Linked DNA regions of Homo sapiens: all the other regions are linked to region 1. Evidence: read pairs that join two places in POLR2A ChIA-PET (ENCODE). Cell type or tissue: PC-9. All regions are shown on one strand. Each heading gives the region's core, and the rest is flanking DNA. Links, peaks and the distances in the headings are about the cores only.

Region 1 (7,824 bases), core at 2,401-6,400:
GTTGCAGCATCTTGCCTACCTACCAGCAATATATGAATGGATTCAGCAGCTCCCCACGTCCCTTCCATCTGTGTCTTCCTGGCGTCTCCTCTACTCTAAATTGGGTCTCTTGGAATGGTGAAATCAGTGTGTAAGGGTTGGGGGCAGGGACCCTATATCTTAGAATGGTGGAATCGGGGTGTAAGCGTTGGGGAAGGGACCCCATATCTTAGAATGGTGGAATCGGGGTGTAAGCGTTGGGGAAGGGACCCCATATCTTAGAATGGTGGAATCGGGGTGTAAGGGTTGGGGGAAGGGACCCCATATCTTAGAATGGTGGAATCGGGGTGTAAGGGTTGGGGAAGGGACCCCATATCTTAGAATGGTGGAATCGGGGTGTAAGGGTTGGGGGAAGGGACCCCATATCTTAGAATGGTGGAATCGGGGTGTAAGGGTTGGGGGCAGGGGCCCCATATCTTAGAATGGTGGAATCGGGGTGTAAGGGTTGGGGGAAGGGACCCCATATCTTAGAATGGTGGAATCGGGGTGTAAGGGTTGGGGGCAGGGGCCCCATATCTTAGAATGGTGGAATCGGGGTGTAAGGGTTGGGGGAAGGGGCCCCATATCTTAGAATGGTGGAATCGGGGTGTAAGAGTTGGGGGAAGGGACCCCATATCTTAGAATGGTGGAATCGGGGTGTAAGGGTTGGGGCAGGGGCCCCATATCTTAGAATGGTGGAATCGGGGTGTAAGAGTTGGGGGAAGGGACCCCATATCTTAGAATGGTGGAATCGGGGTGTAAGGGTTGGGGAAGGGACCCCATATCTTAGAATGGTGGAATCGGGGTGTAAGGGTTGGGGGAAGGGACCCCATATCTTAGAATGGTAGAATCGGGGTGTAAGAGTTGGGGGAAGGGACCCCATATCTTAGAATGGTGGAATCGGGGTGTAAGGGTTGGGGAAGGGACCCCATATCTTAGAATGGTGGAATCGGGGTGTAAGAGTTGGGGGAAGGGACCCCATATCTTAGAATGGTGGAATCGGGGTGTAAGGGTTGGGGAAGGGACCCCATATCTTAGAATGGTGGAATCGGGGTGTAAGGGTTGGGGGAAGGGACCCCATATCTTAGAATGGTGGAATCGGGGTGTAAGGGTTGGGGGAAGGGACCCCATATCTTAGAATGGTGGAATCGGGGTGTAAGGGTTGGGGAAGGGACCCCATATCTTAGAATGGTGGAATCGGGGTGTAAGGGTTGGGGGAAGGGACCCCATATCTTAGAATGGTAGAATCGGGGTGTAAGAGTTGGGGGAAGGGACCCCATATCTTAGAATGGTGGAATCGGGGTGTAAGGGTTGGGGAAGGGACCCCATATCTTAGAATGGTGGAATCGGGGTGTAAGAGTTGGGGGAAGGGACCCCATATCTTAGAATGGTGGAATCGGGGTGTAAGGGTTGGGGGAAGGGACCCCATATCTTAGAATGGTGGAATCGGGGTGTAAGGGTTGGGGAAGGGACCCCATATCTTAGAATGGTGGAATCGGGGTGTAAGAGTTGGGGGAAGGGACCCCATATCTTAGAATGGTGGAATCGGGGTGTAAGGGTTGGGGCAGGGGCCCCATATCTTAGAATGGTGGAATCGGGGTGTAAGAGTTGGGGGAAGGGACCCCATATCTTAGAATGGTGGAATCGGGGTGTAAGGGTTGGGGGAAGGGACCCCATATCTTAGAATGGTGGAATCGGGGTGTAAGGGTTGGGGGCAGGGGCCCCATATCTTAAAATGGTGGAATCGGGGTGTAAGGGTTGGGGGAAGGGACCCCATATCTTAAAATGGTGGAATCGGGGTGTAAGGGTTGGGGGAAGGGACCCCATATCTTAAAATGGTGGAATCGGGGTGTAAGGGTTGGGGGAAGGGACCCCATATCTTAAAATGGTGGAATCGGGGTGTAAGGATTGGGGAAGGGACCCCATATCTTAAAATGGTGGAATCGGGGTGTAAGGGTTGGGGGAAGGGACCCCATATCTTAAAATGGTGGAATCGGGGTGTAAGGATTGGGGAAGGGACCCCATATCTTAAAATGGTGGAATCGGGGTGTAAGGGTTGGGGGAAGGGACCCCATATCTTAAAATGGTGGAATCGGGGTGTAAGGATTGGGGAAGGGACCCCATATCTTAAAATGGTGGAATCGGGGTGTAAGGATTGGGGAAGGGATCCCATATCTTAGAATGGTGGAATCGGGGTGTAAGGGTTGGGGGAAGGGACCCCATATCTTAGAATGGTGGAATTGGGGTGTAAGGGTTAGGGAAGGGACCCCATATCTTAGAATGGTGGAATTGGGGTGTAAGGGTTGGGGTGCCCATAGGATTCCATCAGCATCTGTGGTCTCCAGCCGTGTGTAGCATTTGTTAGGCTGCAGAACTTGATGGCTTTGAGGTCACATCGGGGCTGGTGAAGGGAGCCCCAGGGCTAGTCTGGGTCTGTAGTTCCTGGCCTTTCCCTGGGAAGATGGCTCCAGACCTTTGTAGGGGTGTCCAACAGTGTGCTGGAGTTAAATGCAGTTATGCTCCTGCCCACTCAGAGTTGCAGTTCCTTGAGCCTTGCTGTCAGCAGGATGGGATGGGCTGACAGGGTAGAGAATGTACCTGGGCTCAGCTGGCCCAGACTCCAAAGGCCACCAGAAAACCAGGGTGACAAATGCCCATCATTCAACGAGTGGATAAAGAAACTGATAAATACATACAGTGGAATACTACTCAGCCATAAAAAGGAATACATTCATGGCATTCGCAGCAACCTGGATGGGATTGGAGACTATTATTCTTTTTATTTTATTTTCTTGAGATGGAGTTTTTGCTCTTGTCACCCAGGCTGGAGTGCAATGGCGCGATCTCAACTCACTGCAACCTTTGCTTCCCAGGTTCAAGCAATTCTTCTGCCTCAACCTCCCAAGTAGCTGGGACTACAGGTGCCCACCACGACACCCGGCTAATTTTTGTATTTTTAGCAGAGACGGAGTTTCACCATATTGGCCAGGCTGATCTCGAACTCCTGACCTCAGGTGATCCGCCCACCTCGCCTCCCAAAGTGCTGGGATTACAGGTGTGAGCCACCATGCCCAGCCACTAAAGTCATGTTTCTCTCTTCTCCATTTTGATTCATTTGCCCAAACCTTTCCATGCCAACCAGTGTTGGTTTTTATTAATTAGTCCACATTTTTTCTCATATGAAATAAGCCAAATAATGTCAGGGTCATCACCTTGTGGTGGTGCACCCAGGGTGGCCGTAGCTGGTGCTGGGACCCACTGGATCAGGGGTCCTGAAGCCTTCACAGGTGGGAGCCCAGGGCCCAGACAGCTCAGTCAGCAGGCAGGTAGGTTCAGCTAACCTGGTGCTTTAGCCCTGCAAGTATCTCCTGCCACCACCCTCCACCCTGGGAGGTGGGGTCACAGTGGGGACCTGGGGAAGGAAGGAGTAAGGGGAGTAAGGCCCTGGAGTTCTGCTTGGTGCTCTGGGCCTCCAGTCAGAACGGGGGATAAGCTTGGGCCGTCATGTGGACTCTCCCTGGGGAAGGGTCCTTCACCGTCCCGTGTCTGTGAGACACGTCCCCGGGGAAGGAGGACACTGTTGCTGCCGGCTTTGCAGGCAGTTCTGAGTGTGGTATTCACTAGATGCGGGATGGCATGTGTTTATGTCTCCATGTATGTTTCAATTAGTGACAATGCCTGGGTTTCTGCTCGACTCAGAAGTCTCAGAGCCAGGCTCAGTGGCTCAAGCCTGTAATGCCGGCGCTTTGGAAGGCTGAGGTGGAAGGATCACTTGAGCCAGGCATTGGAGACCAGCCTAGGCAACATAGTGAGACCTCAGTCTCTACAAAAAATTTTTAAAAATTAGCCAAGCTTAGTGACCCAAGCCTGTAGTCCCAGCTGCTTGAGAGGCTGAGGTGGGAGGATGGCTTGAACCCAGGAGGCTGAGACTGCAGTGAGCTGTGGTTGCACCGTTGCACGCCAGACCAGGCAATAGAGTGAGACCCGGTCTCAAAAAAAACGGCTTCTTAATCTTTTTTGGGTCAGAAGCTGAGAACCACAGACCTACTATCCAGGAAAAAAAGCACTCTCCTAATCATTCTAGAGCACCTCAACAATTTGCATTCAAATTGCTCCCAATATCAGGGAGGGGCTCTTTTTTGTTGTTGTTGTTGTTTTTTTTTTTTTTTTTTTTTGAGACAAAGTCTCGCTGTGTTCCCCCAGGCTGGAGTGCAGTGGCGCCATCTCGGCTCACTGCAACCTCTGCCTCCCAGGTTCAAGTGATTCTCCTACCTCAGCCTCCCAGGTAGCTGGGACTTCAGGTGCCCCCTACCACGCCCAGCTAATTTTTTGTATTTTTAGTAGAGATGGGATTTCACCGTGTTAGCCAGGATGGTCTCAATCTCCTGACCTCATGATCCGCCTGCCTCGGCCTCCCAAAGTGCTGGGATTACAGGCGTGAGCCACGGCGCCCAGACCCAGGGAGGGAGTTTTTGGAGCCCCAGAAGCCCATTCACAAAGTCCTCTCGGGGCCATAGTTCTCAAGTAGTGGTGTCACTATTATTATTTTGTCTGCACACTGCACGCGATAACATATTCATCACACGTGCACACTCTCGGTGGGGAACACCTTGTGGGCATGGCATAGGACAAGTGCAGTGTGAACAGTTACTGGCCGGGAGCCCACAGAGCTGAGTCAGTAATGCCTGGCCTAATGGCCTAACTGGTCTTAGCTTGGAAAGTCGATGCATGAGAGGGATTTCTCCTTCCCCAGACACTGCCTGGCACCTTGCCTGGGTTGCACAGAAGGAAATTAGGGACCGTGGGGTAAAGGGGGGACTGAGCGTGATGCCTGGCTTCTCTCAGTATTCCTTAGTTGCAGTAATTGCTTAGGAATGCCTCCTCTCACCCGAGAGAACCCCATGGCTGTGCTCAGAGGCTGGCCGGGAAGGTAGGCGAGGCCACCCCGATGGGAGTGCTGGGGCCGGCCACTCCCCAGTCCCCACGGCCTGGCTGCTTTTGCGGTCGCCTAGGGAAGGTGGGGAAGCGAATGACTCATTATCCCGGCAATTAATCACACCACTGAGGCATGTGATCCGTGCAGGACATGTGCCACCTGCTGCCCCTCTGTCCTGTTCAGTGCTGCTTCTCTCCCCACTCTGAATGGGAAGTGCAACCCCAGGAAATGATCACCCCCTTTCCACAGGCACGGAATTGTAGCTGCAGCAGCCCAGGACCAAGAGACTGGGACAAAAGGGTCATTCGCCTGTATATCCCAGGGCCACACAAGACCTCCAGGGACCAGGGGGAATGATCATGGAGAGGAGCATGTGGACGCTTAAGCCAAAGATTTCCCCATGTGGGCCGGGCGCGGTGCCTCACGCCTGTAATCCCAGCACTTTGAGAGGCCGAGGCGGGCGGATCACTTGAGGTCAGGAGTTCGAGACCAGCCTGGCCAACGTGGCGAAACCCCGTCTCTACTAAAATACAAAAATTAGCTGGGCATGGTGGTGTGTGCCTGTAGTCTCAGCTACTCGGGAGGCTGAGGCGGGAGAATCACCTGAACCACAGAGGTCAGCTCTCAGCTGCTGTGAGCTGAGATTCCACGATTGCACTCCAGCCTGGGCATCAGAGTGGGTCCCTGTCTCAAAAATAAAAATAAAAAAACCTTGACAGACCTCAATTTCCCTGTCTCCACCCACTTCTGGGGCAGCCTTGGATCGTCTCTCCAGTGCACCCTCTTCCTGTCCCTGTCGGGGAGAGGTCCTGCTGAAAGCCAGCTCTTAGAGGCTAGCTGTAGAACTGTATCTGAACCAACAGGGTGAGGAGTCAGGAACTGACCTAGACCCAGCACCTCCTGAGAGCCAGACCCCGCATGGGTGATTTCACATCCTCCGTCTCATGTGACATCTCACACTAGCCCTCTTCCCATTTCACAGAGGATACAACTGAGTCTCAGAGCAAGTGACCGTGCCAAGCTCAGACTTTGTTCTGTCTGACTGTCTCCAGCACAGCTCACTGTTTCCAGTCCGTGTGAAAAAACCACCTCCTTCTCCCCTCAGTGTCCCTGCCCCCAACCAGACACACCTGGACGTGGCAAAAGGGGCTCGGGCCGAGGCTTGGAGCCCTGGGTCCTCATCCTGGTGGCTCTGCCATGTTGTGACTGTGATCGAGTTTCTTCCCCTCTTTGGGCCTTTCCCTCCTCACCTGTAAAACTGTTAGTTTGGCCCAATCATGTAGAAGCTTCTCCGCCCCACACACATACACACTCCTGTCTTTAGAGTCTGTCTGGGCACAGGGCAGCTCCCTACTGTCTCCTACCAAGCCCTTCTTTTCTTCCTGCAGGGTCTGTCTGTGGAAAGTCCAGACAGAGACTAAGCCTAACCCTAAACCATGAATGAATGGAGGGAAGCCCTCCTAGCATGGAAAAGAGAAATCTCTCCCTCAGCTGCTGGGCTCATCAGTCCAGCGGCCACTGTCGGGTCCAAGCTCTGCAGTGACTTCATCAATATTTTAGCTCCTGCAGAGCCCTGTTCCTTAGCAACCGCATCCTCCGTGCCCTCCAGAAAGGCTCCCGAGTCGGGTGTTCCTCACATCCCCGTCCTGTAGGTGCTGTGCCTTGCTGTCAGGTTTGGAGCCACTCATGCCACCCTGAATGGGGAGCTTTGGTCCTCATGACCCCCAGGGGTGAGGCTGCATATAGGAGGTGTGTGCGCACCAGGCGAGGGAGAGGGACAGCTTGGCATGTCAAAGCTCTTCGCCCCGGGCAGGAGCCGAGGGACGGGGAGGGGAATTTTGGAAGGAAGCCAGGGTATCTCCCTGGCCTGCCCTTGGCTTGCCCTTACCCCTTGCCTCACCACAGGTATGGGGAAGAGGAGCTTTTCTTCCTGCTCCCCCGTCTTTCCCAGGCTCAGATGCCGTTTCCCTTTGTGGCCTAGGTGCAGTGGAGGCTTGCCTCTTGCATCAGCTGAGACGCCGTGCCGCTGGCTTCCTGCGCAGTGACAAGATGGCAGCCCTGTTCACCAAGGTGGGGAAGACGTGCCCAGTGGCGGGGGAGATTTGCCACAAGGTACAGGAGCTGCAGCAACAAGCAGAGGGCAGGTGAGCCCTGGGCCAGCCCCTTCTTCCCTCCTTTCAGCTCTTCCCACTTGGCAATTGCTACTTCCTAGGACACCCATCGGAAAGTTGGCATCCTGGGCCTGTTCCTTGCAGGGCCTCTGGGTGAGGGATCAGCTTGAGGGAGGGGATTGGTTCCTTGTGGGCACAAGGCTCTGTACCCCTCCTTCACCTCCCAACCCCAGTCAGTTCTCTGTGCTCCCATCTTGGGGTACCAAGCCCCACTCCCAATGCCAGCATTCTGGGGTTTACCCCTAGACCACTGCACTCCTGGAGCCCTCCCCGCCTTTGCAGGAAACCCTCAGGGGTCAGCCAGGAGGCCCTGCGGAGACAGGGCTCAGCCAGCGGGAAGGCCCCGGCCCTCAGCCCTCAGGCCTTGAAACACGTATGGGTACGCACGGCGCTCATCGAGAAAGTTCTGGACAAGGTCGTGCAATACCTGGCGGAAAACTGCAGGTGACCGCCCCGTTCCCCAAAAACTGCAGGTGACCACCCCGTTCCCCCCAAAACTGCAGGTGACCGCCCCGTTCCCCAAAAACTGCAGGTGACCGCCCCGTTCCCCAAAAACTGCAGGTGACCGCCCCGTTCCCCCCAAAACTGCAGGTGACCGCCCCGTTCCCAAAAACTGCAGGTGACCGCCCCGTTCCCCAAAAACTGCAGGTGACCGCCCCGTTCCCCAAAAACTGCAGGTGACCGCCCCGTTCCCCAAAA
Region 2 (7,824 bases), core at 1,537-5,536, 260 kb after region 1:
TCTTGGCTCACTGCAACCTCTGCCGCCCGGGTTCAAGCGATTCTCCTGCCTTAGCCTCCCGAGTAGCTGAGACTGCAGGGGCCTGCCACCGCGCCTGGCTAATTTTTCTATTTTTAGTAGAGACAGGGTTTCACCATCTTGGCCAGGCTGGTCTTGAACTCCTGACCTCATGATCCCCCTGCCTTGGCCTCCCAAAATGCTGGGATTACAGGCGTGAGCCACCGCGCCCAGCCTGAAACTTTCTCTTTTTAGAGGGGCAGTGAAGAAGTAGTCTTTGAGCACCCATCAACAAATGAACACATCTGGGATGAAGATTGTACCTAACATGTTTGATCAGTCTGGTGTGGCAATAAGGATGCACCCAGGAGGTGATAAGGAAATCCAGGAGGTGATAAGGTAGACAGACTGAGAAAGAAGACACAAGGAGAGAAAAGTAAAGAGAGGAAAGATGAGCATTAATGAGGGTGCTTACAAGCGGCAGAGGCAGTGAATACAAAAACTTAGTGGAAAGAAAGCAACGACGAAACAAGAATAGGATGAGTTCTCAGTTACCTACTTTATTCTTCAAATAGCCCTTATTCAGCACATCTTTCTTGTTTGTTGTAGAATGGAGAGCAGTTTATTACATTTGATAATCCTTGAAAGCATTAATTTGCTTGGAGGGTACCCAGGGAGTAGAGTTCAAGCAGTATGAAGAGTGAAGAATATTCATTCTGGTAGAGTTTAGTGACAGACTAAGCTTATATTAATAACGGTTCTATATTATAGAAGAATACTACTGCTGGAGTATGGCAGTATATTAGGTTTCTCCAGAGAAGCAAGGCCAATAGGGTGTGTGTGTGTAGAGATTGACTGGTTGATTGATGTTTGAGGAATTGGCTCATGCTATTGTGAAGGCTTGCAAGTTCAAAATCTGTAGGGTAGGCTGACAGGCCGGGGACCTGGGGAAGAGGTGATGTTGCATCTCAAGTCCAAACGCAGTCTTTTGGCAGAATTCTATCTTACTTGGGAAATCAGTCTTTTCTTTTTCTCTTAAGGTCTTCAACTGATAGAATAAGGCCCGCCCACATTATAAAGATAATTGACTTTACTCTGAGTCTGCTGACTTAAATGTTAATTGTATCTGAAGAAATATCTTCACAGCAACATCTAAACTATTGTTTGATCAAATATACTGGGCCTAGCCAAGTTGGAATGTAAAATTAACCATCACAAGACTGTAATAGAAACCATCTCATAATGTACATTTGGGACTTATGGTGAAAGGCAAAGGGCAGACCGGGTGCAGTGGCTCACGCCTGTAATCCCAGCACTTTGGGAGGCCGAGGCGAACAGATCACGAGGTCAAGAGATCGAGACCATCCTGGCTAACACGGTGAAACCCCGTCTCTACTAAAAATACCAAAAAAAAAAAAAAATTAGCCGGACCTGGTGGCGAGCGTCTGTAGTCCCAGCTACTCGGGAGGCTGAGGCAGGAGAATGGTGTGAACCCGGGAGGCAGAGGTTGCAGTGAGCCGAGATCGCACCACTGCACTCCAGCCTGGGCGACAGAACGAGACTCCGTCTCAAAAAAAAATGATTGCTCTTAATAAGAAAAAAACAGACATCCAGATATGACTTATATTGTGTTACTTAAATCTAAGTCTGATTGATTTCAAAGCCCCAAAACTATTTCTACTTTATTTCTTCAGATTTAAAGCTGTGGACCAACTATTTGCAGCACTTGCCTTTAATACTGGAGTTAGTAGATTTGAGGTCAGTAGGAATGCTTCTCAGTGAAAAAAGTGGTAGCTTAATCTTTGGCTCAAGGCTAATCGTAAAATAGGAAACATTTTCCTATGTAAATTTTGGATGGGTAACTTAAATCTTGCAAAATGAATGAAGTATAGTGGTTAGCTGTAACTAATAGAAAAGCGAGGAGATGGTGAAGCTGTAAAAGAATTTTACAACTTTTTCAGTGAACCATACCTGAGCACAGTCCATCCCTCAGTGATTTTACCATACTGATAAACCAACCTGATCTCTTTTTTTGTTTTTATTACCTGCTGACAGCAGATGCTAGTGAATCATAGATGGGCCTCCAAGCTGAAGCAGAATAAGAAGTAGACGTGTTAAAGTCTCAGTGTTTGAGGCCAGGCATGGTGGCTCACGCCTGTAATCCCAGCACTTTGGGAGGCTGAGGCAGGCAGATCACTTGAGGTGAGGAGTTTGAGACCAGCACAGACAACATGGTGAAACCCCCTGTCTCTACTAAAAATGCAGCATTTAGCCAGGTGTGGCGGTGGGTGTCTGTAATCCCAGCTACTCGGGAGGCTGAGGCAGGAGAATTGCTTGAACCTGGGAGGTGAAGGTTGTAGGGAGGGAGTGGAGATTGCGCCATTGCACTCCAGCCTGGGCAACAGAGCGAGACTCAGTCCCGCATCAAAAAACGTCTCGGTATTGGATTAAAAACTTGCATTTAGGCCGGGTGCGGTGGCTCACGCCTGTAATCCCAGCACTTTGGGAGGCCGAGGTGGGTGGATCACGAGGTCATGAGCTCGAGAGCAGCCTGCCCAACATGGTGAAATCTTGCCTCCACTAAAAATACAAAAAATTAGCTGGGCGTGGTGGTGGGCACCTGTAATCCCAGCTATTCGGGAAGCTGAGTCAGGAGAATCGCTTGAACCTGGGAGATGCGAGGTTGCAGTGAGCCGAGATTGCGCCACTACACTCCAGCCTGAGCGACAGAGCAAGACTCTGTCTCAAACAAACCAAACTTTCATTTATCATTTGTAATAGTGTGAATGGGAAAAGTCTAAATTCTCTCATATCTTCAGTTATTCATACAGAGCACACGATACTTCAAGAACATGAAGTTAATCTTTTGATAAATTTTGCCACCTTTTAATCAGAAAACAATTTTAAAACTCTAGAAATTTACCTCTCTGGGTAAGAAAGGAAATAAAAAGATTGATCTAAGGAAATGAAGTTACTCTTACGGAGTATTTTGTCCTTCTATGTAATCTCATGGATTTAGCTAAAGACTGGAGTCTTTTTCAGATACGTGATGCAATGATTTTATAGGAAAATTTACTTTTTTAAAAGAAATTATTTGACTGCATTATAGTATAGTGTTAATGATGGAGTTTTATTTATTTATGTTATTTTTTTATTTATTTTGAGACAGAGTTTCGCTCTTGTTGCCCAGGCTGGAGTGCAGTGGCGTGATCTCGGCTCACTGCATCCTCCACCTCCTGGGTTCAAGTGATTCTCCTGCTTGGGCCTCACGAGTAGCTGGGATTACAGGTACTCGCTCACTTGGGAGGCCGAGGTAGGAGAATCACTTGAACCCGGGAGGTGGAGGTTGCAGTGAGGCAGGAGAATCACTTGAACCCAGGAGGTGGAGACTGCAGTGAGCCGAGATTGTACCATTGCACTCTAGGCTGGGCAATGGAGTGAGACTCCGTCTCAAAAAAAAAAAAAAAAAAAAAAATTCAGAGCAACAGTCATATAACACTCCCACAAGAGATAATTCTTCACGATGTTAAACGAGAACTGTCAAAAGTAAGCCAATTTCAGGGACTTTTATAAGAAAGCATGTCTCAAGTTCATTGTTTTAGCTGGGGTTTTTTGTTTGCTTGTTTTGTTTTTTGTTATTTTGTTATTTTTCTTTATTTATTTTTGAGACAGGGTCTCACTGTGTCTCCTAGGCTTTCGTGTAGCGGCGTAATCACCGCAGCTCACTGTAGACTCCAACTCCTGGGCTTAGGTGATCCTCCCACTTCAGCCTCTGGGTAGCTGGGACCTAAGTATGTACCAACCACCACACCCGGCTAATTAAAAAAAATTATTTTGTAGAGATGGGGTTTCACTAGCTGGGACTACAAGCATGTGCCACCATGCCTGGCTAATTAAAAAAAATTTTTTTGGTAGAGACTGGGTTTCACTGTGTTGCCCAGGCTGGTCTTGAACTCTTTAGCTCAGTCTGCCCACCTCACCCTCCCAAAGTGCTGGGTTTACAGGTGTGAGCCACTGTGCCTGGCCCTTACCTGTTTTTTTTTTGTTTTTTTTCCTCTCAGGAGATGTTCCTGAATTACCTGGGGTCTTGACTTAAAGTTCAGAACTAATTGTAATAGGTAACATATGGTACTTCTTAGTTTATAAAATTTGTTTACATTAATATCCTGCCTATTCCTCACTGAATCTTTTAAGGTGAATTTCACATTTAAGTCTATTATACAATTGAGGAAACTCAGGCTTAATGAGGAAACTGGGGTTTAGGGAGACTTTGTGAACATCAAACTTTTCTTTTAATGGCAGAGTCTCCCTCTTTCACCCATGCTGGAGTACCGTGGTTTGATCGTAGCTCACTGTAACCTCAAATTCCTGGGCCCAGATATTCTCCTGCTTCAGTCTCCTATGTAGCTAGGACCACAGGCATGCACCACTATGCTTGGCTAATTATTATTTTTTTATTATTATTCTTTGTGGAGATGTGGTCTTGCTGTGTTGCCCAGCCTGGTTTTGAACTCCTGGATTGAAGCAATCCTCTGGCCCTGGCCTCTTTGTAATATGCCCCCACAAATATGCCCCAGCCCCATATTTTCATAAATGCTACTTGATAAATTCTACCTGATTTTTAGTATATTCAGAAGAAAGTGCGTAATCTCTTATTTTGATTAAATTTTGTTCCTTGTAGCTTAGAACTTTAGGTGAGATTCCCCAAGCATTTGGTGAGTTGATTGTCTAAGCCTAAAGTAAGGTAATGTTGCTTTATGCTGCATTCAGAACATTCTTGTAACTGTAACATTCACCTTAGAATGGAAATGTACAGATTGTTTATAAACATCAGATTCCTATCTAATTCTCTTTACTTTTTGTGACTTTGTTGTAACTTAACTCAGTATCTTATAATATTTTGGTTTGATTCTTTTTTGATTATCTAAAAAATAGATTATTAGGTAGGAACATTAAGACTTAAAAGTGAATAAACAAGTTTTATGTCTCTTTTCTGTTGGATGCTGGTTGTCTGTGCTGTTTAAGTTTTTGTCTGGTTTTAAAAAGCTTGTAGAACCAGCATAACTAAGAAAGTAGCGTGGCCGGGCGCCGTTGCTCATGCCTGTAATCCCAGCACTTTGGGAGGCCGAGGTCGGTAGATCACAAGGTCAAGAGATTGATACCATCCTGGCCAACATGGTAAAACCCCGTCTCTACTAAAAATACAAAAATTAGCTGGGTATGGTGGCGCGTACCTGTAATCCTAGCTACTCGGGAGGCTGAGGTAGGAGAATCACTTGAACCTGGGAGGCAGAGGTTGCGGTGAGCCGAGATCACACCATTGCACTCCAGCCTGGGTGACAAGAGCAAAACTCTGTCTCAAAAAAAAAGTTGCTTTTACTTTTCTAACTGAAATTCAGATTTTAATTCACTAAATTGTAGGCAAAACATCTTTAATTCTTTACCAGCTTTTTTAAAAAATAGATTTTTTCCTTTAATAGATTGTGTACAAAACTAAAGATAATTGAATAAAATGGCAAAAATTGTTGAAAACAAGAGTATATCTGTGATATGAATAGTCATACATATTAATAAAAATCTTCTGTCTCATAAATGAATTTGAAAAAATGCTGTTATTTTGAAACTACCTTTTTTTTTTAAGTTGAGGTGTATATGTGCAGGTTTGTTACATAGGTTAAGCCTAGTACCCATTCGTTATTTTTGCTGATTCTCTCCCTCCTACCATCCTTCACCCTCCGAAAGGCCCCAGTGTGTGTGGTTTCCCTCTATGTGTCCACATGTTCTCATCATTTAGCTCCCGCTTGTAAGTGAGAACATGCGCTATTTGGCTTTGCAATCCTGTGTTAGTTTGTTAAGGATAATGGCCTCCAGTTCCATCCATGTGGAATTACTATTCTAAACATCTGGTAACTTGCAAGGTGTCATGGAACCCAGCTTATCAGGAAACATTGCTTAACAGATTCTTGAAAGCAACTGGCCTGAAAAGATACTTAGTTCTTGACTGAGAATAACTTCTGCCTTGCTTCATTGCTGCATCTGGAAAATATTTGGATTAAGAGCCATAATATATAATACGTGCTATTCAAGCATGGTAGATAATCTGTCTTTTTTTTTTTTTTTTTTTTTTTTTTTTTTTTTTTTGAGACAGGGTCACCCTCTGTTGCCCAGGCTGGAGTGCAGTGGCGTCATCTCAGCTCACTGCAACCTCTGCATCCCAGGTGTTGCCCTCCCACCTCAGCCTTCTGAGTAGCTGAGACTACAGGCGTGCGCCACTATGTCCAGCTGATTTTTGTATTTTTTAGTAGAGATGGGGTGTATGTATTCGTTCGTTTTCACGTTGCTGATAAAGGCATAACCGAAACTGGGAACAAAAAGAGGTTTAATTGGACTTACAGTTCCACATGGCTGGGGAGGCTTCAGAATCATGGCAGGAGGCGAAAGGCACCTATTACATTGTGGTGGCAAGAGAAAAATGAGGAAGAAGCAAAACCAGAAACAAGATAATCCCATCCGATCTCGTGAGACTTATTCACTATCACGAGAATAGCATGGGAAAGACCAGCCTCCATGATTCAGTTACCTCCCCCTGGGTCTCTCCTGCAACACGTGGGAATTCTGAGAGCTACAGTGCAAGTTGAGATTTGGGTGAGGACACAGCCAAACCATATCATTCCACCCCTGGTCCCTCCATATCTCATGTCCTCCCTTTCAAAACCAATCTTGCCTTCCCAGCAGTCCTGCAAAGTCTTAACTCATTTCAGCATTAACCCAAAAGTCCACAGTCCAAAGTCTTATTTGAGACAAGGCAAGTCCCTTCTGCCTATGAGCCTGTAAAATGAAAAGCAAACTAGTTACTTCCTAGATACAATGGGGGTATAGGTATTGGGTAAATGCAGCCATTCCAAATGGGAGAAATTGGCTAAAACAAAGGGGTTACAGGGCCCATGCAAGTCCAGAATCCAGCGGGACAGTCAAATTTTAAAGCTCCAAAATAATCTCCTTTGACTCCAGGTCTCAGATCCAGGTCACGCTGATGCAAGAGGTGGGTTCCCATGGTCTTGGGCAGCTCTGCTCCTGCGGCTTTGCAGGGTACGGCCTCCCTCCTGTCTGCTTTCACCGGCTGGCCTTGAGTGTCTGCAGCTTTTCCAGGCGACAGTGCAAGCTGTCGGTGGATCTACCATTCTGGGGTCTGGAAGACAGTGGCCCTCTTCTCACAGCTGGGACTCACAGTAGGGACTCGTATGGGGGGCTCTGACCCCACATTTCCCTTCAGCACTGCCTTAGCAGAGGTTCTCCATGAGGGCCCTGTCCCTGCAGCAAACTTTTGCCTGGGCATCTGGACGTTTCCATACATCTTCTGAAATCAAGTTGGAGGTTCCCAAACCTCAATTCTTGACTTCTGTGAACCCACTTGCTCAACACCACGTGGAAGCTGCCAAGGCTTGGGGCTTCCACCCTCTGAAGCCACAGCCTGAGCTGTACGTCAGCCCCTTTCAGCCACAGCTGGAGTGGCTGGGACACAGGGTACCAAGTCCCTAGGCTGCACACAGCATGGGGACCCTGGGCCCAGCTCATGAAACCACTTTTTTCTCCTGGGCCTCCAGGCCTGTGATGGGAGGGGCTGCTGCCAGGAAGTTCTCTGACATGGACTGGAGACATTTTCTCCATAGTCTTGGGGATTAACATTAGGCTCCTTGCTTCTTATGCAGATTTCTGCAGCCAGCTTGAATTTCTCCCCAGAAAATGGGTTTTTCCTTTCTTTTTTTTTTTTTTTTTTTTTTCCCTGAGAGGGAGTCTCACTCTGTCGCCCGGGCTGGAGTGCAGTGG
Region 3 (7,824 bases), core at 1,400-5,399, 170 kb after region 1:
GGGTTTCACCATATTGGCCAGGCTGGTCTAGAACTCCTGACCTCGTGATCTGCCCACCTCGGCCTCCCAAAGTGCTAGGATTACAGGTGTGAGCCCCCGTGCCCAGCTGGGAATCTGCTTTTTTTTTTTTTTTTTTTGAGGCAGAGTTTCACTCTTGTTGCCCAGGCTGGAGTGCAATGGTGCAATCTTGGCTCACCGCAACCGCAACCTCCCAGGTTCAAGCGATTTTCCTGCCTTGGCCTCCCAAGTGGCTGGGATTACAGGCATATGCCACCATACCTGGCTAATTTTTCTATTTTTAGTAGAGATGAGGTTTCGCCATGTTGGTCAGGCTGCTCTCAAACTCCCGACCTCAGGTGATCTGCCCACCTCGGCCTCCCAAAGTGCTAGGATTATAGGCGTGAGCCACTGCGCCCAGCCAAGAATCTGCAATTTTAACAACACGTCAGCTGATTCTAATGTAAGTGGCTGTGTGCCACACTTGGAGAAACACTGACTTCAAGAGTAGAGGGAAGTAAACAGTGTTCACCTGAGAAGCAGGAGAGGCTGTCGGGGGTCGGATAGGACAGACAGTTACTTAGGCATCTTCAATCATTCCCAGAGGATCAGGCCGTAGTGTGCTTTGGGGTGGAACAGAACTATGAATAACAAATCCACCAGCTGGCTTCCATTCTCTAAGAAAGTCCAGGGATTCTCAGAGTCACATAGAAAGACCCCAAGTCCCCTAGTCTCTCCCTAATCTGGCAATTCCTCCCCTCCCTTGTCCTCCATGTCATTCAGTTAGGACTATAGGACTACAGGACTAGAAGTAGCTCAGCATGTTCACTGGAGCATTAAAAAGTCCACTAGTGGCTGGGCGAAGTGGCTCATGCCTGTAATCCCAGCACTTTGGGAGGCCAAGGCGGGCGGATCACCTGAGGTTGGAGTTCAAGACCAGCCTGACCAACATGGAGAAACACCGTTTCTCCCACCTCAGCCTCCTGAGTAGCTGGGACCACACGTGCACACCAGCACACCTGGCTAATTTTTGTACTTTTTTTTTTTTTTTAGACAGAGTTTCCTCTGTCACCCAGACTGGAGTGCAGTGGCATGATATTGGCTCACTGCAACCTCCGCCTCCCGGGTTCAAGCAATTCTCCTGCCTCAGCCTCCTGAGTAGCTGGGATTACAGGCACGCACCACTGTGCCTGGTTAGTTTTTGTATTTTTAGTAGAGGCGGGGTTTCACCATGTTGGCCAGGCTGGTCTTGAACTTTTGACCTTGAGTGATCCACCGCCTCGACCTCCCAAAATTCTGGGATTAGAGGCATCAGCCACCAAGCCCGGCCTTTACTTTTTGTCGAGACAGAGTCTCACTTTGTTGCCCAGGCTGGTCTCAAACTTCTGGGCTCAAGCGATCCTCCCACCTCAGCCTCCCAAATTGCTGGGATTACAGGCAGAAGCATTATTTAAACAGCAAAAATCTGGAAAAGAATTCCAGTTGTTAAAATGAGTGGTAGGTTCACAAGTCTTTGTCTTATTGTGCATACAAAATACATATGCATGACTTTATTTTTTTTTTTTAGACGGAGTCTCGCTCTGTTGCCCAGGCTGCAGTGCAGTGGTGCGATCTCGGCTCACTGCAAGCTCCGCCTCCTGGGTTCATGCCATTCTTCTGCCTCAGCCTCCCGAGTAGCTGGGATTACAGGCATGCGCCACCATGCCCAGCTAATTTTGTATTTTTAGTAAAGATGGGGTTTTGCCATGTTGGTCAGGCTGGTCTTGAACTCCCGACCTCAGGTGACCCGCCCGCCTCAGCCTCCCAAAGTGCTGGGATTACAGGTGTGAGCCACCGTGCCTGGCAACATGTATTTTTTGACTATGTTAAATATTTTAAAATTAAAAAATAGGCCAGGCGCGGTGGCTCACACCTGTAATCCCAGCACTTTGGGAGGCCAAGGCGGGTGGATCACGAGGTCAGGAGATCGAGACCATCCTGGCCAACATGGTGAAACCCCATCTCTACTAAAATACAAAAAGCTAGCTAGGCGTGGTGGTGCATGCCTGTAGTCCCAGCTACTTGGGAGGCTGAAGCAAGGGAACTGCTTGAACCCAGGAGGCGGAGGTTGCAGTGAGCCAAGATCGTGCCTCTGCACTCCAGCCTGGCGACAGAGGGAGACTCCGTCTCAGGAAAAAAAAAAAATTAAAAATTAAATTAATAAAATAAGAGAAAGACAAAGTTCCTTACTCACTACTGGAATCTCTTGAGGTTATTTACCCTCTGTACCTCATCTCTCCTCCATCAGGCACTAGGGACCAGGGAGCAAGATGTCAGGCCTCAGCTGGATGCAGTGGCTCATGCCTGTAATCCCAACACTTTGGGAGGCCGACATGGACAGATCATGAGATCAGGAGTTCAGGACCAGCCTGGCCAATATTGTGAAACCCCCATCTCTACTAAAAATTCAAAAGCTAGGTGGGCATGGTGGCACAAGCCTGTAGTCCCAGCTACTTGGGAGGCTAAGGCAGGAGAATCTCTTGAACCCTGGAGGCGGAGGTTTCAGTGAGCCGAGATTGCGCCACTGCACTCCAGCCTGGCCAATAGAGGGAGACTCCGTCTCAAAACAAAAAACAAAAAAGACGTTAGGCCTCAAGAGGCCAATGGAAGCTTGTAAAAATCCACCTCCGCCTCCCCCATGCAGACTGCAACCAGCCCCTGTCCTGCTCCTCCCAGTCTGTGTCTCACAGCCTGTATCTGTCACGAAGACTTGGCCTCATTTCCCAGCCGAGCTGATTGCATGTTTGGCTAATATGACATTTTTCTCTGATGACAACAGGACTATGTGGGACACTGTATTTTGGACAAGCAAGTCATTCCAGCATCTACCTTCTCCTATCCTACTGCCTCCAAACCATTCCCACTGTTTCTCTTTTGCATCCTCCAGCCTCACATCTGGCTGTGTCTCTAGGTTTCCTTTTGCATCTCTAGTGATGAGCCTTCTTTGGCTCTTTCTCACTGTTTGTAAGCTCAGCAGCCAGCCTAGAGCTCTCCTGAGTCTTTTTTTTTTTTTTTTTTTTTTTTGAGACGGAGTCTTGCTCTGTCGCCCAGGCTACAGTGCGGTGGCGTGATCCTGGCTCACTGCAGTTTCTGCTTACTCGATTCAAGCAATTCTCCTGCCTCGGCTTCCCCAGTAGCTGGGATTAAAAGCATGTGCCACCACGTCTGGCTAATTGTATTTTTTAGTAGAGACGGGGTTTCGCCATGTTGGCCAGGCTGGTCTCAGACTCCTGACCTCAGGTGATCTGCCCACCTCGGCCTCCCAAAGTGCTGGGATTACAGGCATGAGCCACCGCGCCCGGCCCCAAAGTGCTAGGATTTAAGATGTGAGCCACTGGGTCCAGCTCCATCTAGTTTTAATCACTTGTCTTAAAAATGGAAAAACTAATGCTAGAGTGGGAAGGAGACTTGGATGGACCGAGGATGCTTAGCTCTTCCGTGGCAGATTTTGGACCAGAACCCGGATCTCCTGTGTCTCCTGAGGGATAGAGGTGAGGGAGGAGGACCCACAGCCACTAGCTCAGCCTTGCCCCAGCTCCTCCCAAGGCCTCAACACTCAGCCCTTTGAAGATGCTGGCTACTAAGCAGCTAATGAGTCTACCACTCTGGGGGTGGGAAGAGCCTGCCTCACCTGTCAGCCGGTCCATTGCATAACTTGACAAGTTGAGGCCAGGGACTCTGCTTCCCACACTAGGCCCAGCTGAAGAGGGGAAAGGTCAGGGTGCAGGGAGTAACAAGGAAGCTGGACGCTAGTCCTACCTTCCCCTCAGATCCTACCCCCTCTCCCTGCAGGGCTTGGGGTGGGTTAAAGTTAAGAGAGGCCTATCGGGGAAGCAGGGGTGGGAAAACAGGTTCTCTGCAAGAGTTCAACGGGGCAGGGCTAGTACTCTTTCTCACCTCTGAAGGGTCTTTTATTTCAGGGAGGGAATTTGCGGACAAGACAGAAAAGAGGCTGGGTGCAGTGGCTCACACTTGTAATCCCAACACTTTGGGAGGCTGAGGCAGGAGAATCACTTGAGCCAAGGAGTTTGAGACCAAACTGGGCAACATAGTGAGGCCCTGTCTATACCATTTTAAAAATTAACCAAGCATGGTGGCGCATGCTTGTAGTCCCAGCTATTTGGGAGGCTGAGGCAGGAGGATGGCTTTAGGAGTTCGAGGCTGCAGTGAGCTGTGATGTGCACCACTGCACTCCAGCCTGAGGGACAGAGCAAGACCTTGTCTTAGAAACAACAACAACAGCAACAAAACACGTAGGCCAGGTGCAGTTGTTCACCCCTGTAATCCCAGCTACTCAAGAGGCTAAGGCAGGGAGAATCTCTTGAACCCAGGAGGTGGAGGCAGCAGTGAGCTGAGAGCTGAGACTGCGCCACTGCACTCCAGCCTGGGTGACAGAGTGAGACCTTGTCTCCAAAAAAAAGAAAAAAAGAAAAATAAAAAACATGGAAAGGAAGAGGAAGCGCCGGGCGCAGTGACTCACGCCTGTAATCCCAGCACTTTGGGAGGCCATGGCAGGCGGATCACTTAAGGTCTGGAGTTAGAGACCAGCCTGGCCAACATAGCAAAATCCCGTCTCTACTAAAAATACAAAACTCAGCCAGGCGTGGTGGCAGGCACCTGTAGTCCCAGCTACTCAGGAGGCTGAGGCAGGAGAATCGCTTGAGCCCAGGAGGCGGAGGTTGCAGTGAGCTGAGATCGCGCCACTGCACTCCAGCCTGGACGACAGAGCGAGACTCCATCTCAAAAAAAAAAAAAGAAAGGAGGAGGAAGCAGCTTTTGGCTGGTCCTTCTTTCAGGCCATGAGTTGTGAGTTTACGTATAAAATGGAGAAATAAGAGATGAGACGGAGAGCCGACTTTGTCGTTGAGGCTGCCCATGCAGCCTCTAATGGAGGCACTGGAGAGTGGACTCAGTGCAAACATGTCCGGGGTCCCAGTTTGGTTCCCTGAGCTGTGAGGCAACAAATGCAGAGGCCAGACACGCCTTTCCCAGGGCCATGGACTTTCTCAGGTGTGCCATGAAGATGGCCATACTTGGCCACTGTTCAGCAATTCCATCACAGCCTCTGAGCAATCCAATGAGAGGCTTTTGTTTTTGTTTTTTTTTTGGAGACTGAGTCTTGCTCTGTCACCCTGGCTGGAGTGCAGTGGCATGATCTCAGCTCACTGCAACTTTCCCCCTCCTGGGTTCAAGCAATTCTTGTGCCTCAGCCTCCTGAGCAGCTGGGATCACAGTCACGCGCCACCACACCTGGCTAATTTTTGTATTTTAGTAGAGACAGGGTTTCACCATGTTGTCCATGTTGAAGTAAGGAGTCTCAAACTCCTTACTTCAAGTGTTCCACCCGCCTTGGCCTCCCAGAGTGCTGGGATTACAGGCGTGAGCCACCACTCCCAGCCTGGTTTTGTTTTTTTAAATTATCCAACTGTTTATCATCTATAAGACCACATATATGTATATAATATATAGTATATATCATATATATGATATATATTTAGTATATATCATATATATATATAAAATATATATCATATATATGATATATATTTTATATATATATCATATATAAGGCCCTCCCACAGAAGCACTCCCAAAACTGTACACAACCCATGGAAATACAGGATCCCCAAAACCCAAAGTACTTCCTACGCAACTGAGTTTGGGGGTTGAAGTTTGTGGCAGCTACAGAGGCCTCTCTGGTGACTGAAGGCCTGGTTTTAGTTACAGACTTCTGTGCATTGTAGATATCAACAGCACGGAAAAGTCAAACACACGTGTTCGCATGCTGAGGTCCAGTTTGGACTTGCCGTGTACGCTTCGCTGTAACATTAAATGAAAAAAAAACCCTCTTTGTATTATACTCGCCCAGCCAGAAATTTATATTTTAGATACAAATTAGTGAATATAAAGATGTAATTTTTTGGCTGGGCGTGGTAGCTCACGCCTGTAATCCCAACACTTTGGGAGGCCAAAGCAGGTGGATCACGAGGTCAAGAGATCGAGACCATCCTGGCCAACATGGTGAAACCCCATCTCTACTAAAAATAGAAAAATTAGCCGGGTGTGGTGGCGGGCGCCTGTAGTCGCAGCTACTCAGGAGGCTGAGGCAGGAGAATCACTTCAACCCCGGAGGCCCAGGTTGCAGTGAGCCGAGATCATGCCACTGCACTCCAGCCTGGTGACAGAGCAAGACTCCACCTCAATAATAATAACAAAAAAGATGTAATTGTTTTTCCCATCCATATTCAAGGACCCCAGGTCATAAGAAATCCTGGCCACAAGAAATTCATCTCTTCTCAATCCCAAACTCTTCCACAGGACTCACAAGGCCTCCAGAGACAAGTAGCCCAAGATCTTTGACCTGCTTGAAGGAAGAGCGGGAGAGGGTGGGGGCGCAGTTCTCACCCAGCGTCAGCCCTTGATGTGTCTCTGGGCTTGCTCTGGCAGGCCCCAGTCCAAGGGCAAAATGGAGGACATTTGGCTTTGATTGGAAAAGATTTCAGAATTCTGTGGTTTGATGCTCTCTGACCATGAGTGGATAGGTGGGAGCCACTGATGGTTAATATCTCAATATAATATTTTCCCATTTACCTTTATGGCGTTACACACAATCCTAACATGCCTAGTCATCTCCCCTCCCCTCTCCTCCCCTTCCCTTTTTGAGATGGAGTCTGGTCCTGTTGCCCACACCAGAATGCAGTGGCATGATCATAGTTCACTGCAGCCTTGAACTCCGGTGTCACAAATAATCTTTTTTTTTCTTTTTTTGAGATGGCGTCTCCCTCTGTCGCCCAGGCTGGAGTGCAGTGGCGTGATCTCGGCTCACTGCAACCTCCACCTCCCAGGTTCAAGCAATTCTCCTATCTCACCCTCTTGAGTAGCTGGGATTACAGGCATACACCACCACACCTGGCTAATTTTTCCATTTTTAGTAGAGACGGGTTTTCACCATGTTGGTCAGGCTGGTCTCAAACTCCTGACATCATGATCCGCCCACCTCGGCCTCCCAAAGTGCTGGGATTACAGGCGTGAGCCACCACACCCGGCCCTATCTCTTTTCTTAACTCACAGGAAAATAGAAGCAGCAGATTAGAAAAGTCTGATCAGCAGCTGCTAAAAAAACACATAATACCGAGGCTGGGTGTGGTGGCTCACACCTGTAATCCCAGCACTTTAGGAACCTGAGGTGGGAGGATTGCATGAGGCCTAGGAGTTGAAGACCAGCGTGGGCAATATAGCGAGACCCCTGTCTCCACAAAAAAATTAAGAAAAAAAAACAAACAAAAAACTAGCTGACTGTGGTGGCATGCACCTGTCATTCTAGGTACTTGAGAAGCTAAGGTGGGAGGATTGATTGATCCCAGAAGTTCGAGGCTGCAGTGAGCTATCATTGTGCCATTGCACTCCAGCCTGGCCAAGAGAGCAAGACCCCGCCTCTAAAAAAAACAATAAAAATGGCCGGGCACAGTGGCTCACGCCTGTAATCCCAGCACTTTGGGAGGCCAAGGTGGGCAGATCACAAGGTCAGGAGATCAAGACCATCCTGGCTAACATGGTGAAATCCCATCTACTAAAAATACAAAAAAAAATTAGCCAGGCACGGTGGTGGGTGCCTGTAGTCCCAGCTACTTGGGAGGCTGAGGCAGGAGAATGGCGTGAACCTGGGAGGTGGAGCTTGCAGTGAGCGGAGATCGCACCACTGCACTCCAGCCTAGGCGACAGAGCAAGACTCCGTAAGAAGAATAATAATAATAATAATAAATAAATAAATAAATAAAAATGGCCTGG

The links. Peaks named below come from ENCODE experiments on the same cell type or tissue, not always from the same donor. Only the 100,000 strongest peaks of a DNase experiment are listed, where the experiment ranks them.
Region 2: POLR2A ChIA-PET joins it to region 1 with 5 read pairs; 2 of 35 experiments call an interaction of 5 or more read pairs at or near these places.
Region 3: POLR2A ChIA-PET joins it to region 1 with 5 read pairs; 3 of 35 experiments call an interaction of 5 or more read pairs at or near these places.

Annotation. Positions count from the first base shown.
Region 1 is chr17:2,354,702-2,362,525 of GRCh38, forward strand. It overlaps SGSM2 (small G protein signaling modulator 2), which reads left to right. Exons shown (of 24, transcript NM_014853.3): 3 at 6,936-7,098; 4 at 7,408-7,569. Among named protein-coding and RNA genes, the nearest start is that of SGSM2, 21 kb to the left of the region's middle. In PC-9, for the core only: no CTCF peak of the experiment used is centred there; a DNase peak (open chromatin) is centred at 4,830; H3K27ac peaks cover 3,016 bases.
Region 2 is chr17:2,615,506-2,623,329 of GRCh38, forward strand. All of the region lies in intron 1 of PAFAH1B1 (platelet activating factor acetylhydrolase 1b regulatory subunit 1), which reads left to right. Among named protein-coding and RNA genes, the nearest start is that of PAFAH1B1, 26 kb to the left of the region's middle. In PC-9, for the core only: no CTCF peak of the experiment used is centred there; no DNase peak of the experiment used is centred there.
Region 3 is chr17:2,521,761-2,529,584 of GRCh38, forward strand. No RefSeq gene overlaps it. Among named protein-coding and RNA genes, the nearest start is that of METTL16, 14 kb to the left of the region's middle. In PC-9, for the core only: no CTCF peak of the experiment used is centred there; no DNase peak of the experiment used is centred there.